2 separate regions of the Homo sapiens genome follow, and region 1 is linked to region 2. Evidence: chromatin contacts called from ENCODE Hi-C or POLR2A ChIA-PET data. All regions are on one chromosome and are shown on one strand. The core of a region is the stretch at or near the end of the contact, and the rest is flanking DNA. Distances in the headings are between cores, read along the strand shown.

Region 1 (4,275 bases), core at 1,177-3,676, 45 kb before region 2:
ATAGTTCACAATAGTTTACAAGGATACTTTGGTTTTCTATATGCTTAGAATGTGCATTATTTTCATGAGTTAATACTGGTTTCCATTTTATATCGCAAAGTCCTGAGTGAAAAGGATTGTTGCCTTTTTTTAATGATAGAACCTAAAATGTTACAATTTATTCCATCTTTGTGATTACAGACATTACAGGATAAGGTAGCTAAACAAGGCAAATAAAGCAAACGTTCCCTTCATTTAATCAGATGCAACATTTTGGCATTTTTATACTGTGCACGTTGACTTTAATTCATTGACATGGATTGAAAGCCGGCAACAACAAATCTTTGCAATTTAGGATCTTCTTCCATAACTAAGTTTTGTGGGTTTTTTTTCTTTTCTTTTCTTTCTTTTTTAGACAGTCTTGCTCTGTCATCCAGGCTGTGGAGTGCAGTGGTACAATCTTAGCTCACTGCAACCTCTGCCTCCCAGGTTCAAGCGATTCTCCTGCCTCAGCCTCCCTAGTAGCTGGGATTACAGGCGCCCGCCATCACACCTGGCTAATTTTTGTATTTTTAGTAGAGACAGGGTTTCACCATGTTAGCCAGGCTGGTCTTGAACTCCTGACCTCAGGTGATCCATGCACCTCGGCCTCCCAAAGTGCTGGGATTACAGGCGTGAGCCACCGTGCCTGGCCAAATTTTTTTGTAGAGATGGGATCTTGCTGTGTTGCCCAGGCTGGTCTTGAACTCCTGGCCTCAAGTGATCCTCCTGCCTCAGCCTCCTAAAGTGCAATAGGATTACAGGCAAGAGCCACCACTCCTGGCCCACTGCAACATTCTTGAAGCTCTCAAGTCTTCATCTGACACCTTGTCAAGATGGGGAACTCTTGTGTTAAACCATCCTGTTAAGTTACTGTATAAAAATAAAACTGCTCCCAAGCATTGATTGAAACTGTTTTGGTATGAGTTTCCTGAGAGAAAAGTGAGGCCCTAACCATTTTTTTCCATGAACTATGACCCCAGTACGGTATACCTAATGTCCTTCACAGCCTAACAAAATAGTTGAGGCAACCCTGCTCATCCTGTCTAGTTTATCAGTATTTAGATGTAAGGCGGATTTAAAGCTAATCTGGGACTGAGAATTGCAACTAATTCCATAGAAGTCATTCAATTTAGCACATAAATGTTCCTGCAAGATGCCAGAGCAAGTGAGAAATCATCTGTAGCAAAGCAAAGAGTGGTGATGGTTCATCACCTTTTACAACGGAAAGGCAAACATGAAGAAGGAAATTCTCCCTCCTAAAATTCCTCATTAAATCGATAAGCTATCTTCACAGCCTTTATGGATAACATCCAGAGTCCTCGGTTCATCTGAGGAGTCCATTTTCAAGGTGGCCAACAGGGAAGAAGAGCTTTCAGGCTTCTCTTTGCTATGGCTCATGAATGCCAGGTCCCCTTTATTGCTTTCTGAACACACTGCTGGGAAAGCTTGATGAGGTCAGTGCTCAAATCCCTGCAGCTGTCCCCCTTGAGGAACTTCTTGGCAAACCTGCATTGAAGAAACACTGATTGCGTTCACGCTTCATGTCATGGTTTGCCTTCCCCACACTGCTCCTGGCGACAGTGGTGACGCAGCACTCGGATGTTGTCACCTATTCATTATTTTTTCAGTTCTATTCCCAATTCCCAACCCTTCTTTTGAAACACAGCTAGGTATGTGCACTTCAAATGCTCCAGAAAAACCCAAGGTCACATTTCAAATAGGATGGTTATGGTCACCATAAAGGTGGTGACGTTTGAGTGGTGGAAGAGGGTGCGGGACGGCGTTGCAGGCAGAGGAACACAGCCAGGACACTATTATAAGTAACTCTGTGATCGTGTCTTGTGGTGATACAGTATAATTCAACACAGGTTAGAGCAGTTACTATGATCGTTCTTTCCTAAAAGGCTTTGATTTTGGAGAAAGAACCTTGAGGATCGGTGGGGACTTTCTTGGCCTGAAAGGTATCACCAGCAGCAGGAGCAGGAGGCTGCTCACATTTCGTGTCTTCACTTGGGGTGGACGTTGGCTGCAACCCTCAAATGCTGGGAGTCGTCAACCAACTGAGCCCTGTTGTCCAATGTGCCCCGGGCAAGGATGTGGGTGCAAATCCTGCTTCCGGGCGACCACTGACTTCCTTGGCTTCAGTGTCCAATTAGAAAAAAAAAAGAAAGTAGAAATTCGGTAAGAAATCCGTGAACGAGGTCCGTCCTCCACCCCCGACTCAAGCCAAGAGATAGCACAGAACGTTCCCACACGCGCTGTCCCGGCCCCGGCGAGCGTAGCCGGGATTTCTCCCCCGCCACGCCCCTCGGCCACGCCCCCCTGCGTTTGGCCCAGCGACGGGGCGGGGTCGGCCTGCGATTGGCCGGGACCACGACCGCGTCCGGGCGCGCCACGTGTGCGTAGGAGCGCACCGGAAGCGCCCGGCTGGAGGCGCGGCGGCAGGGCTGGGCGGCGGCGGCGGCGGCGGTCATGGAACGCCAAGAGGAGTCTCTGTCCGCGCGGCCGGCCCTGGAGACCGAGGGGCTGCGCTTCCTGCACACCACGGGTGAGTCGTTGCGGGGCAGCCGGGCGCGCGCCGCCACTTTTGCGACGCGCAGCCATGATGGGTGGGTCGTCCGCCGCTGCACCGGGCGCCGGAGCCTGGGAGGCCTGGGAACGGTCGGGCGTTGGCGCTTACGCGGACCTTGGGCAGCAGGCCCGGACCTTGCGCGGAGGCTTCTCGGGAGCCGCACTTCCCTGGGCGGCTCGGCTGTCCCTTGTTTGCGCAAGTCTTTTTTGCGAACCAAGCCCTTCCTGTGGTAGTTACTGGGGTCACTCGGCCGTTGGCGTTTGCCTCTGGGACCCGTCCCACACAGCCCCATACACACTCCTGACTCCCCGCGCTGTCACCCCTTTCTATGTGGCTCTGAAAGGCCTTTGCCTTCCTGATTCAGATTAGTTGCTCTTCATTCTTCAAAACCCAGTTGCTGTGCCCTCCACACTCTAACTGCCCCCGACTCCCCAGATGGTTGGGAAGTCTCACTTCTCAGTGATCCCTGAATTGTCGCACTTCTTGAGTTCGTGTTTTAACGATCTACTTAGGAGGCTTTTTCCTCAGCCTAGACCATGAAGGCTTTGAGGGCAGGAGTTACACTTTGTGTTTGTTGAGTCTTATGGAAAGGTCAACTAGTAGTGTCATTTTTAGTTTTTTGAAAACTGTTTTTCTTTTCAGTGGGCTCCCTGCTGGCCACCTATGGCTGGTACATCGTCTTCAGCTGCATCCTTCTCTACGTGGTCTTTCAGAAGCTTTCCGCCCGGCTAAGAGCCTTGAGGCAGAGGCAGCTGGACCGAGCTGCGGCTGCTGTGGGTTAGTGCCTGATAACCGAAATGAAAGCGGTGGTTTTGCACCTCCTTTATATTAAGAGTTAGTCTCTTAGTAAAAGTAAGAGGGGCCACACAGGAAGACCCTGTCTCTATTTAAAAAAAAAAAAAATAGCCGGGAGTGGCGGCACGCACCTGTAGTCCCAGCTGCTCAGGAGGCTGAGGCGGGATAATCACTTGAGTCCAGGGAGTCAAAGCTGCAGTGGGCTATGCTCGGGCCACACTACACTCCAGCCTGGGCAATTGATTGAGACCTTGTCTTTAAAAAAAAAAAAAAAAAAAAAGTAGGAAGTATATGGTTCTCGGTGGGGCGCGGTGGCTCACACCTGTAATCCCAGCACTTTGGGAAGCCGAGGCAGGAGGATGACTTGAGGTCAGGGGTTCGAGAACAGCCTGGCCAACATGGTGAAACCCTGTCTCTACTAAAAATACAAATATTAGTGGGGCGTGGTGACGGGCACCTGTAATCCCAGCTATTAGGGTGGCTGAGGCAGGAGAAATCGCTTGAACCTGGGAGCTGGAGATTGCAGTGAGCTGAGATTGTGCCACTGCACTCCAGCCTGGGCAACAGAGTGAGACTGTCTTTTCTTTCTTTTTTTTTTTTTTTTCTATGAGATGGAGTCTAGCCTTGTTGCAAAGAGCGAGACTCTATGAGTAGACGTTATGAATAGAAATGAGTTCATTTCTATTCATAATGCTATTTGGAAGGATTTTTCTTTTCTGTAGAAACAAATACTTAAGAATCTTCTGCGCTAATTAAGGGATGGATAATGATTTAGAAAACTTTATATTTCCTTGGTAGTCTTCCAGGATTCTAGTCAGCCTAGAGACTGTGGGTGTCACTGAGGTATCCAAGATGTGCTCTGTGTGGCCACTATCCCAGGCTTTATG
Region 2 (4,078 bases), core at 1,137-3,636:
GGAAAACTGGCCCTGGAGCCTGGTGAGAACTTCTGCATGGGGGGGCCTGGCGTGATCATGAGCCGGGAGGTGCTTCGGAGAATGGTGCCGCACATTGGCAAGTGTCTCCGGGAGATGTACACCACCCATGAGGACGTGGAGGTGGGAAGGTGTGTCCGGAGGTTTGCAGGGGTGCAGTGTGTCTGGTCTTATGAGGTAAGAACAGAATTCTTTACCATGGGAAAAACTTAATTTTGTCAATTTTGTCATTAGTTCTGAGCGTATCATAGGAAACTAGAGATGATATCCTCTTTGAGGGTTGAAGTTGGTATTATTCTACATTTTTAGCCTTAGATTAAAAAAAAAATTCAGTTCCCCTTTATTACCTTTTCTTGGCTTTGAGCGCATATCTTCTGTACTTTTTCTCCCCCCAGAGAGAGTCTTGCTCTGTCTCCCAGGCTGGAGTGCAGTGGCGCCATCTCGGCTCACTTTAACCTCCGCCTCCTGGGTTCAAGCAATTCTCCTGCCTCAGCCTCCCGAGTAGCTAGGATTATAGGCAGGCGCCACCACGCTAGGCTAATTTCTGTATTCTTAGTAGAGACGAGGTTTCACCATGCTGGCCAGGCTGGTCTCGAACTCTTGACCTTGTGATCTGCCTGCCTCAGCCTCCCAAAATGCTGGGATTACAGGCGTGAGCCACGGCGCCCGGCTCTTCCATACTTTTGTCCTAATACTTAGTTAATAAATAATGGCATTTGGGGCCTAAAGAAAAGATAATGGGTTGCTGATGGTCATGGTGATATTTTCTTGATTATCCAGAAAATCATCTTGTCTGACTTCTGCTGATTCCACAGATGTAATTGCAAGAATGTAGGATATCTCCCTATTTGTTTTTGCAAAGGCCTGGCTCTTCTCTTCTGGTCATAATGACCTACACAGATTAGAAACTTAACGTGTTTTGAATTTATAAAAGGAATCATGGTATAAAAAAGCCAATAGCATTTGACTTCGCATTTGTTGTGTACCTTGACTGTTCAGATAGTTACTTTAATCTGTGAGTTTATAATATAGTTGTTGCTTTCAGAATAGTTGTCGTGCAACTTCTGAGTTACCGTGACACATAAATGAAATTTGCCGAAGGAAGTCCGCTTGTAGATGTTTTCTCTGTAGCAGTTGTAGAGAAGATGGACTGGCTTTGGACTTTCCTGTGTTGTTGCTGCACCCTTTGCCTGCAGATTGCACAATCTGATACCAGTTAATGGTGAAAAAAATTATTGAGGTTGTATTGTCTTTAGGTTGATAAACTCCTGGCAGTTGTGAGGAGCAGAGGTAATTGCTAGATCTTTTGCCCAAGAAAAAGAATACACTTTCTAATATGAACTGTTAGCTTTTTTCTGAACTAATGTTCTAAAGCACGTACTTGAGTGAAAGAGCAGTATTCTTGCCTGTACTTGTCCACCCCTAGACTTGCTTTTAAATGTCTGCTAATCACTCTTACTTTTTTTGTTGTTTGAACTTTAGGGAAGTGGACATTTTCAAGCATACAGGGAGTGGCCATGTAATTTTTAATTACAAAGTCACAAAGATACATTTTAAATCCTAAATGTGATCTTGAGTGAACTCTTCAATCCCTGTGTGCCTTATACTATCCCCCCAACCCCAGCACATAGGGGACAGCTCACTGGGCCTACGGGATCTCTCTGTCGTCACGGATTTTTGCAGCGAGGAAAGCTGTTTGAGGGTTTCACGCTGTTTTAAGCAGAATACAGCTGGCAATATTTCTGCATTTTTCCCCATCCTAAGAAAGTAGTTATAACCTTGACACATTTCATTATGGTTAAAATAGGTAACACATTGTATATTTTGGAACACTTTCCCCTGACCATCATCTCCGAGAAGCCAACCTTCTTGCCGGAATCATAGAGGACAGACCTTCTTTCGGGAGAGAATTTTTAAAAGTATGTCTTAGTTAGGTCGTGCTGTTATATACTGCTGGACAGACACCAACAGAGCCAGTCTCTTGAGTTTGATCAAGAACTTGGGTTTAGCGTTAGTGCCAAGAGGTAGTTAGAAAGTGTCATCCTGGGGCTGCAGGGTGGGAGGCCATTTTGGAGATGATTTTCCTCTGACGGGAGGTAATCACAAAAGGTTTCTGATGGCCTGCGAAGGGGTGCATGGAATGATCCTGTCTGGACACTTGGAGCCCCCTCTGAGGCTTGGTGCATCCTGTCAGTGGCCTCATCAGCTGAAGGGACCTGGTTGGTGAGGAGGCCTCCTCCCCGTGTGGTCCCGTCTCCCTGCCTTGGGAGGTGGGTCAGGGACAGCAGCAGCAAGGCTCTCCTTGGGAGTGTGGTTATTGGGCCTGCTGCTGCTCTGCGTTTCTTTAAATGCCCTGTGGTGTCAGAGCTTTGACTGACTGCTGCAGGCTTCTCCTGGGCTTGTGCCACAGGGCCCTCCCACCTGCAGTGCCCAGAGCTCTCTTTTTCTCTTCTGTGAGCTGCCTTGCCTGTTCGTAGTCTTGGCCCGTATTTCTGCTGAAATGTTGTCTTACAGTTTTGTTGAAGTGCTTTATTCTGGATAGAGTATCTTTTCTCAGACTGTGACTTAACTTTTCACCTTAATTGTGGGATTTTTATTGTACGCAAATTGTGAATCTAAGTGCAATCTAATGCATCATTCTTTTCCATTACGGTTTGTGCTTTTGTGTTTAAGAAATTCTTCCCTTCCTTAGGTCACGAATATGTTTTCTCCTGTATGTTTTCTTACATGTTTGAAGTGTTCCCTTTCACGTGTAGTTCTTCATTATAATGTTAAGAATTCATCTATTGGAACACTTGCCATCTTATTAGACCTTTGATTTCTATTTTTTTATTTTTCTTTTTATAAAGCTTTAAGTGCTTCTAACCTAAGTTGTTATTAGGTTTATCATTGTGTTCACCACTCAGGTAAGATTAATCCTTCGTGTGGATGAGGAACTTTTATTAAACTTCCTGTAAATCTAGTTTCCCCATTAAGGTTCACATTATGGGAAATTATTGAGGTGGAGTCTTATGTTAAAGACAATTACGTTAAGCTTTGGGACTTGGAAGGTACTTATTTTGCCCTATTATAAGCCTAGCCAGAAGGTATAGTGTTTTTTTTGGCGAGTAGAAATAGTACCTTGGGATGACACTTAGGTAATTAAAATGACTTGTGAGGAACAACTGTCAAAATCAAAGTCTAGATTCATTTCTAAACTTGTTTTGATAATTATTGGTGGTTATTAAAAAATAGCCTTGAGAACTTTGTTTGGAAATAATGTTAAACTCACAGAGAAGTCAGAGGATAGTGAGAGTGTAGGCCTGGAGGCTGGGGAAGAGCTGGGAGGAGCTCAGCTCCTGGCTCCCCTTGCCACATGGTGTCAGCAATATTGACTCAACTCAGGTGAGGTGTTTTTGAGAATTATTATTGAAAATTTTGAAATAGGAATTCATTTTATCAAGGCAAATACATGAAAAGCTATACTACTCTTAAGAGGGAACAAAAAGAAAATTGACTTAAGTAACCTATTCATTTTGTCTTTGACTTTTGCTTCGACGTGTACTGTACGTATGGAAAAGTGCATAGGTCGCAAGGGTCAAGCCCAGTGGATTTTCACAGACTGCACGCAGGCAACCAGTAGATCTTTCTTCTATTATTTTCTCATATTTGACTAGGGGTGAAGCTGTAGACAGTAATGATTATTGATGAAATTTGGAGATAGGCAAAGGTGGATTTGACAGCTTTAAAATATTAATTGTTTTTAATAGCCAATACTGTCACGTGGCTCAAAATTCAGAAGTGCAAAGGGCTTATAGGAATACGTCTTCCTTCCTCTGCCTCCGGCCCCTGGGCTTCCGCTGTGAATTAGCCATCATGGTGCCTCAGGTTTCCTGCGTATCATATCATATACAAACAATTAAGTTTCTACTTCTCTCCCCGTTTACATGAATGGTAGCGTAATACCTACCATCTATGTCTTGGAAGATTTCCCATTTGGTAAATAAAAGAACTTCGTCTTTTTGATGGACGTTCGGGCTATTTCCAGTTCTTTCGGCAGTGTTTCTAGGCGGTCATTTAG

Evidence for each region. Hi-C counts contacts between places; a loop is a spot of excess contacts on that map. ChIA-PET counts read pairs that join two places held with the same protein, here RNA polymerase II (POLR2A). Pooled maps may share reads with other maps.
Region 1: a loop to region 2 is called in a map of posterior vena cava, with 13 times the contacts of the local background. The contact joins the promoter of SELENOS here to the enhancer-like site in region 2. A Hi-C loop is called at or near these places in 3 of 168 maps with a recorded cell type or tissue (Calu3, mesothelial cell of epicardium and posterior vena cava) and 2 of 50 pooled maps. POLR2A ChIA-PET finds 5 or more read pairs at or near these places in 8 of 52 experiments (GM10248, MCF 10A, Panc1 and 4 more).

The regions. Positions count from the first base shown.
Region 1 is chr15:101,275,636-101,279,910 of GRCh38, reverse strand. SELENOS (selenoprotein S) reads left to right here and starts at 2,426. Exons shown (of 6, transcript NM_018445.6): 1 at 2,426-2,569; 2 at 3,236-3,370. The coding sequence starts at 2,494. RefSeq lists a silencer at 2,221-2,550.
Region 2 is chr15:101,231,199-101,235,276 of GRCh38, reverse strand. It overlaps CHSY1 (chondroitin sulfate synthase 1), which reads left to right. Exons shown (of 3, transcript NM_014918.5): 2 at 1-195. Among named protein-coding and RNA genes, the nearest start is that of CHSY1, 19 kb to the left of the region's middle. Within about 2 kb of position 2,386, at least 5 of the 41 ENCODE cell types and tissues checked have a DNase peak (open chromatin) inside an H3K27ac peak, as active enhancers do.